3 separate regions of the Homo sapiens genome follow, and regions 1 and 2 are each linked to region 3. The links are chromatin contacts, found by Hi-C or POLR2A ChIA-PET in ENCODE. All regions are on one chromosome and are shown on one strand. Each heading gives the region's core, a stretch centred on a gene start or an enhancer-like site at or near the end of the contact. The rest is flanking DNA. Distances are from core to core; before and after follow the strand shown. Region 1 has its middle 71 kb from the start of ACTL7B. Region 2 has its middle 390 kb from the start of ACTL7B. Region 3 holds the start of LINC01509 (long intergenic non-protein coding RNA 1509).

Region 1 (2,700 bases), core at 99-2,598, 1.3 Mb before region 3:
TCACTCAACATAACGTCCTTGAGATCCGTTGGAGTTGTTGCATGTATTAATAGTTGATTCCCTTTTATTGCTGAGTAGTATTCCATGTTTAGATGTACCACTCTTTGTTTAATGGTTCTATAAAAGGGTGGTAGCACTGGGGATCCCTGAGATGGAACTATTCTGTATCTTGACTGTGGTGGCAGTCATAGGAATCTACACCTGTGATAAAATTGCATAGAACTGAACACGCACACACATGTGAGTGCATGTAAAACTGGTAGAATTTGCATAAGGTGGGTGGTTTGCATCAATGACAATTTTATGGCTCTAATACTGTACTGTAAGATATCAACATTGTGGCAGACTGGATGAAGGATTTTTCTGTATTATTTCTTACAACTGCGTATGAATCTATACTTATTTTTTAAAAAGCCTTTGGTGGCACTTTTTTGCCAGTGGAACAAAGGCTAAACCTCTTGGTCTGGGACTCAAGAGGTCCTTCCATATTCTAGCTACCCTACCTGTCTTTTGTCTTCTCATGACTTTGGCTTGGCTGACTTATTTGTTTCTCATCGTACTATGCACTTCTCTTTAAAGTAACCTGTTCTTTTTATTTGAAGTATAACATTGAAGTAAAAAAACTCAAATAATGAAGGTACAGCTTGATGAATTTTCACGATGTGGGCCAGATCAAGAAGTAGGACATTGCCAAGACCCTAGAATCCTCCACCTCCCCCTTTCCAGTAACTACCCTCCAAAGGATAGTTGCTGTCTGATTTTCATCATCATATGTTACTTTTGCCTGTTTTTGAACTTCATATAAGTGAGTTCATGGATTCTTTTTCAACTGGATTCTTTTGTTCAACATGTTGGCTAGATTTACTCATGTTGCAGGTAGCAGTAGTTTGTCTATTATCATTGCTGTATAGTAGTTATTACATTGTGTGAAGAGAATATAATTATACAATTTATACATAATACTGTTGATTATTATGTTGTTTACAGTTTGGAGCTATTTCAAGTAGTTCTGCCACGAATCTTCTTTTGTAAGTCTTTTGGGCCTCATGTGTACTCATTTCACTTGGATATATACCTAGAAGTGGAATTGCTGGGTCCTGGGATATGCACATGCTTCACTTTAGTTAGTAGGTACTGCCAAATAGTTTTCCCAAGTGGTTGCACAAATTCAAACTGCTACCGGAAGCATACGAGAGTTCCTGTTGCTCTATGTCCTTGCCAATCCTTGGCATCATCAGTTTTACTAATTTTAGCCATTCTGGTGGAGTATGGAGCAATAGCTCCTTTTCTAAGACCAGTCGTGGGGGAGTTTCTCCTCCTCCCCCCACAGGAAATGGCTGTGGCTTGTTACTTGGTGTAAGGCTCATGATAGAGCAGAGAGATTTTCTCCTTCTCCTCCAGGGTCAGGTGGCCTGGTTTCTATCCCTTATCCAGGGGCAGGTGGCTTAGTTTCTATCCCTTCTCCAGACAGTGGGTCTTTGCTTAGGCCTTGGGAGTGGGAGGGTAGCCTGCTTCTACCCTTAAGGCTTTGGGTTCTTATAAGGAAAAGTTCTGGAAAATGGGTGGGGTTTCATGCCTATGGGCCAGCAAGGGCTCTCTTGGCTCTTCTGCCTGGCCCAGTCTTTCTTCTGAGCACCTGGTAGGGGTTGTGGAAAAGAGCTGGGAGTATGATCTCCTGTGTCTGGGCTCCCGGGGATTCTCAATTGTCACACCCACCCACACTGGGCTTTTCAGATCTGTTATAATGAATAATTTATTGTATATTTCAAAATAGCTGGAAGAGAAGATTTTGAATGTTCTCAACACAAAGAAATGACAACTGTTTGAGGTGATGGGTATTCGAATTACCCTGGTTTGATCATGTTGTATATGTGTATTCAGAATATCACAAGTACCCCAGAAATATGAACAATAATTATGTATCAATTTTAAAAAAAGAACTTGTTACAGTGTTAGCTCTTCTTCTTTCATATGCAGCCACCGCTTTCTCCAAAGAGGCTCTGGCAAAGGTGGGAGAGTATGTATATTCTGTCTCTATGGAGGGGCTTGTCACTCTGGAATTCAGTTCTCCTGATTGCCTTGTAATCTCGGCTCTCTGATGGGTTAAAGGAAGTTAGGACTGTCTATTGTCTGGCTTTTTTTCTTGTTGATAGAAGGGAAGTAATGTTCTTTTGTGGCTTCTTGCCTCTCACTGTGGTTCTTAACTTGAATTTCTCTGATGTCTAATGAGTTAGAATGCCTTGACGTGTAACAGCCACATCTAGCATTTTTGTGCTCCTTAAATGCCCTTTCCTTTCATTCTTTGCTTATTCCTTCGAGGGTTAGTTAAAGGATCCCTTTTCCTAAGCAGCTGTCCATAACCACTTCTGTGTGCATCTCTCTCCCCCACCAAACCTTGCTCTCTTGTCCCCTCCTTCCCCAGTATTTTGTGTTGTTTGGATTAGACAACTGGGGATTGGGAACAGTACGACTTCTTCCTGGTTTCCGTCTGTTTTCCTAACGACGGTCAGCTGGGAGAAGCAGAGCGGGCGGGTGAGAGGCAGTGTATGTGTCCGGGGTGGATTTTCCTTTGGTCCAGGAGAGGGATAGGGCACAGAGACCACTTCTTCCACCGGAGTTAAGGCTGCGACTCGTTTCTTCAGCAGCAGAGGCAACATTGCTGCTGCTTGCTGTCTGGGAATTCCTGGGAGGGTCCCCTCG
Region 2 (2,700 bases), core at 86-2,585, 1.0 Mb before region 3:
ATAAGCAGGCTGAAGGCAGAGAAGATGAGTGCCACAGTTCACAGGGCTCCTTCTTCAACAGGCCTGACAGGCTCTCCTGCTTCCTGAGAATTTAATCCACAGATGTTCATTTCATATCATCCTTTCAACACCATTCCATCTTTCTATCAACTAATCTCTATATCAACACCAAATTAAACCATAACCAAATTTTGCTGATGCAGGCAGGCAAGTGAGCTCCAATACTGGGGCTTAGCTGCGGAGGGTTCTTGGCTTGCCCAGGAAAGAACCAAAGGGCAAGCCAGTGGTGTTAGACAGCAATGTCTTATTGAATTGGAGTTGCTTTTTGTGGATAATGGCTAACTCAAGGCCATGTGCCCAGAGTTAGCACTCGTGCTATTGGCTAGCTGGATTTATACTAATTTTTAATTACATGCAAATCAAGGAGTCGTTTATGCAGAACTTTCTAGAAGAGGAGTAGTAACTTTGAAGTCATTGTCATGGAAACAGGAGGTAACTTTCGGGTCATTGCCATGGCATTTGTAAACTGTCATGGCACTGGTGGGAATATATTATGCTAATGAGCAATGAGGGCAACTAGCAATCTCTTTCAGCGCCACCTGCTGGTTCTGGCTGTTTTTTCCACTTCATCCTGTCTGGACTAGGAAAAAAAGTCCTGCTGGTCTCCTACCTCACTACTACTTTAAGGCACTCTGTTAGATGTTGAAAAGATGTATTGAACAGAGTAAGACAAACAGCCTTTGTGTGTCAAGATTACTCTATATATTTGCAGTAGTTCCATGAGTTTGGTATAGATGATAAACTGAGGCTTCAGGAGGTTGAGTAGCTTGACCAAGCTACTCAAGGTCATTCGGGGAGTGAGTGAAGGAGCCTGGAGCCAAACTCCGGAAGTTCCTCCGAGCTCAAGTTCCTAATCTGTTATGTGAGGAGATGATAAATACACCATGGAATAGCTGAAGATTAGAAGAGAATGCATCAATGACGCCCCAGGACAGTGCCTCATAGCTAGTCACTGTTGTTATCCTTATTACTTTCCACAGAGTGAGTGCACGTTCTTACTGCCTTCCCACACTGTCTCCCTGCAAGATAACACAGTATATTTTGGGTTAACCTCTCAGTATAAAAACTAAAGGCAGAAATAGAGAAGGGAGTGACATTAAAATGATGCTGGGAGAGTGATTACAAAGTAGATGACTATTCTGAAGTACATGCCAATCTGCCATTCTTTGGAACTCACTAAGCTCTCTCCTAGGATCAAGTCCAATTCTGTGAAAACTGACATCCGGGATTGTTGGACTTTGGCCCTGGTGGTGTGCCTGCAGATGACAGTGGCATGACCATGCTCTTTGCTTCTAAAGCAGTGACCACATCCAAAATGGCTTTGGAACTTGGAACACTTGGGTTTATATCCCAATTCCAACACTTGTGTGCCCTCTGATCACAGGCTGCTTACTGAACTTCTTTTAGTTTCAATTTCCTCCACTGTCAAGTGAGAATATGAGTACCTAGTCACAGAGGTTGTTGTAAGGTTATATAAAAATAAAAATTATATTCAGGACTTTGCATTGTATCTGACTAACACAAAGCTCTCAATGTGTGGTAGATTTTTCTATAAGGAAGTTTTGCATCTTTTGTAGGAAGGCTGATGATAGTCATGACGGTCCATGTTGTATATATACTTTTATAAGTGCTTCTTTGGAAGAGAGAGCTGCTTATTCCAGTCTGGCTCTTTCTGTGACATTGCACAGAGAAATGTGCTAGGAGCCACAGGGAAGCCCAGGAAGGATTTGCTACCAGCCTGAATTTTATTCTAAACAAATCTGCTACGTGGAAGACTGTACTTACACAAAGATAAATCACAAAGCAGTTACTCTTTTCATCAAGGACTTGGAAAAAGTATATGTAATCCATCCTAAAGTCATTTAGAAATGTTTAAATATAAAATAAATAATACATTTTATATCAGCATCTTGGGTGATTATTTAAAATTTATTTTCCATTTTATCATTGTTTCCCCTCCCCAAAGAAACAAAAACAATTAAGTAAAAAGTATAAAAGTGATTAAATGCTTTAAAATTATCTTTTTTTCAGCTTTCTAGGAGTACATACTTACTTTAGGGGCAATATCTATGTGCTTTATTTCCTTATTGTTTCTTTTTTGCTGTCTGATTTTAATGTCCATTATATTTTCATCTTAACCCCATTATTTCTTGTTCTATTTCTTTGTTTCCTTTTCTATTTTTAGGTTATGTCTTTTTGATGCCAAAACCGCTAGTTCATTTGGTCAGTTAGTCAAATAATTGTTAGTTCAGTTTTAGGGAAAAGAAAATCAAATCCACAAAACAAAATCAAAACCAAACCAAACCAAAAAACCTAATCAACCTCCACCACCAACCCATAACTATTAAACCTACACCCAGACCTTGTCTGAGGTACTGAGTAGGCCAAGTTCAAAAGGCTGGCTGTGCTATTCAGTTTTTGTTGGCAGTGTTGGTGAAGCTACTCTTCCTTTGCTCATATAGTCAGCCAAACGAATCATTTATTTATTGGTGTAATGCTTAAAGCTGAGGGTACTTTCATGGTACTTTTCTATTCCTGGAGTTATTATCATTTTCAGGCAATGAAGAACTGTGTTTTTAGTCCTAACCTCATTGCTTATGATCAAGTGACATAATTGGTCTATGACTCAGTCTCATCATC
Region 3 (2,700 bases), core at 143-2,642:
TGAAATCACACCACTGCACTCCAACCTGGGTGACAGAGAGACTCTGTCTTAAAAAAAAAAAAAAAGCCAAGCATGATGGCTCACTCCTGTGATCCCAGGGAGGCCAAGGCAGGAGGATCACTTAAGGCTAGGAGTTCAAGGCCATCCTGGGCAAATTTGTGAGACCCTGTCTCTACAACAACAAAAATCAAGAACTTAAAATGGTCCACTTTAAAGTGCAAAAAGGTAATCTCCCCCTTCCTGGACAGAGGCTTCTCTAGAGCAGAAAGTTCTTTTGATTGCAAAAGAGAAGACCATTGGAAATCTGCTTAGATAAACTTGCTTTGAGTCAAAAGTGAATCATTAATGTTTCAACTGCTAATCCACTTAGCGTCCTATTCACCCAGATGGCTGTTTTGAGCACTCACATCATGCTTTTTTAGAAAGATAAAAGTTTCCAGTCACCAGAGATTCAATTGAGCAAGGGTAAAAGACAATTGATGGTAGATGAAGAGATTGAAGTTTCTGAGATGAGTGAACAAACACTTATCTGGTCAATGTGAAAATGAATGAAACATTTGAAATGAACTGATATGAGTTGGTTGGGTTTTATCCCTATAATAAACTCTTTCCTTTGCCCTCCAAAAAGGATTAGGTCTTCTGCGAATGAGAGTTATAACCAACTCATCTCTGTCCTCAAGCCATATGGCCTTGACCTTTCTTAGTGACGGCCTAGTCACTTTAAACCATGGGTGGCTGTTGGAGATTTTTCTTGTTTGCAGCCAAGTCCTTCTGAAGGGTGACTTTGGCCCCATCAGCAGCTTCAGGAGCCATCTAAAAGCCAGGAGCAATGCATCCCTGCATTCCCTGAAGCCAAGGGGCTGCTCTGGCTGGCTTCCTTCCCTCTTCCCCGAACAGAACCAAGCTCCTATAGAAAATTCATAAATTCTTGGCAGGAAAGAAATCCTCCCATTGGAAGGAACAGATGTTGTACGAGTAACTTTTGCCATTATGCTATTCCTAATATCATAGTTTTAAAGTGTGGGGGGATGTTAACTTTTTTACAAATGTCAACATGTTCTGGGCAGTTTTTCCATCTCCATCTGTGGCATGCACATCACCAATCCTTCTGCTGCCCCTTTTTAAAATTTTCCAGGGAGTAGTTGGAAATTGGAAATATATTAAAAAGTGAAGGCGGAAAATTCAATTCAACAATATGCTAATGTATATCCTAATGGAGAAAGTAATATGCTGTTTCCCTCCCGTTGTAAATGTCAGAAATATTCTTTCTCGTCGCCTTAGAACTTGGAATGGTGTACAGACTTCTAACAAAGTAATTATGACCAATTAACAATCAGAGACTATTGCTGTTACCAGAATTCCCAGAGTGAGTAAAACCCCCCTTCTAAAGAAAGCCTCCATCCTGCTTCACATTCAAGGGGCTTCTAGGCCATTTGCACTTCGTTTACACCTCATTAAACTGCCCACATTATATGCCTGGGTCCCAGGTGACTGTGGGAAAAGATCAAGGTCAGTGGATGCCGCATCTACCCTCCGAGTAACCTTAAAAAGGGTGACTGCACCTCTACTGGTGCTAGCTGGGGTCCCCTCCCTGGGGACAGCGATGCCCGCTTGCGGCGGCTTCTGCGAGGGCCAGAGCGCCCGCTGGCTGTGGCCGGGCCCAGAACACGCCTGATCGCTTTTGGGTTCAAAGTCAGAATCGGGTGAGCGGTCTGGGTGGGATGGGGTGGAGTGGGGTGTGGAATCGCTGCGCAGAAGCAGAGGAAGGTGACAGCGGGGGCGGGGCGAGGAAGCAGCGGAGCCAGATTTAAGTGCGCCGCCGGATCGTCCCGCAGTTTCCGTTCTCAGGCCAGGTTTCCCCCCTTCCGCCAGGTCGTAGCCAAACCAGTCCCCAGATCCGTGTGGGGCCTAGTGTCGGAACCCGCACCCCAGAATAGCTCGTTCTTGAAGCTCCGTGCTCAAGTGGAGGTGCAAATGGGAGCGCTCGCGGGGTGGGGCGCGGCTCGGGGGGCACCCATATCCAGAGCCGATCCCATCCCGCGCCCTTACCCAGTCCCAGTGGGCCCCTGTGCGGCTTCCCCCGCATCCTCTCTGGGAGGCCAGTCCGCTCTCCCAGGCGCGGCTAGGGGCGCGAGGGACTCAGGAGAGCGTGGCCACCCCTCTGCGCCCGGAGCTAGAGGCGGGCGCAGCGCCCGCGCGGTCTGCAGTGCCCCCCACCGGACGGCCCGGCACAGGACGGCTCCGGACCTGGCTACCCGCTCCGCGCCGCCTTTGCTGGAGGGAGCCGGCGCCCCTCCTCTTCCTCCCTGTTGAAGCTACCAAAGTTGTGAAATTTACAATCAAGTCAAGGAGAATACGCTGGCGCTGTCACTGCCTGGCTTCCAGCTCCCGGGGACTGTGGACTTCTAGGCTTCCCTTTGGCTAACGTGAAAATAGACGGGACAAGGTCATGTAACCATTAAGTGGGAATGTGCAATAACGTGTCTGCTACATGACAAATACTCGCTAAAAGACGGACATCGTTATGATTACTCGCTGGCTAGGCTTTGGCTTCTCTGGAGTCTGCTCCTCTGTGGCAGATAGGGATGGTTTCTACCTTTCCTTTGAGGTAGAAAAGGAACCTGAGCACCCAGCTGGGGTCCAGTCTTGCAGTGCCACTAACTCCATCTATGGCTGTGGCCTCAGCTGTCTCCTTTTTGA

Evidence for each region. A loop is a pair of places that touch in the nucleus more often than their neighbours do. ChIA-PET counts read pairs that join two places held with the same protein, here RNA polymerase II (POLR2A). Pooled maps may share reads with other maps.
Region 1: POLR2A ChIA-PET joins it to region 3 with 15 read pairs in H1. The contact joins the enhancer-like site here to the promoter of LINC01509 in region 3. A Hi-C loop is called at or near these places in 1 of 168 maps with a recorded cell type or tissue (sciatic nerve). POLR2A ChIA-PET finds 5 or more read pairs at or near these places in 1 of 52 experiments (H1).
Region 2: a loop to region 3 is called in a pooled map, with 3 times the contacts of the local background. The contact joins the enhancer-like site here to the promoter of LINC01509 in region 3. A Hi-C loop is called at or near these places in 2 of 50 pooled maps. POLR2A ChIA-PET finds 5 or more read pairs at or near these places in 2 of 52 experiments (BJ and HepG2).

The regions. Positions count from the first base shown.
Region 1 is chr9:108,783,784-108,786,483 of GRCh38, reverse strand. No RefSeq gene overlaps it. Among named protein-coding and RNA genes, the nearest start is that of ACTL7B, 71 kb to the left of the region's middle. Within about 2 kb of position 1,348, at least 2 of the 41 ENCODE cell types and tissues checked have a DNase peak (open chromatin) inside an H3K27ac peak, as active enhancers do.
Region 2 is chr9:108,466,431-108,469,130 of GRCh38, reverse strand. No RefSeq gene overlaps it. Among named protein-coding and RNA genes, the nearest start is that of ACTL7B, 390 kb to the left of the region's middle. Within about 2 kb of position 1,335, at least 6 of the 41 ENCODE cell types and tissues checked have a DNase peak (open chromatin) inside an H3K27ac peak, as active enhancers do.
Region 3 is chr9:107,465,277-107,467,976 of GRCh38, reverse strand. LINC01509 (long intergenic non-protein coding RNA 1509) reads left to right here and starts at 1,392. Exons shown (of 8, transcript NR_121581.1): 1 at 1,392-1,509. RefSeq lists an enhancer at 1,124-1,623 and a silencer at 2,126-2,305.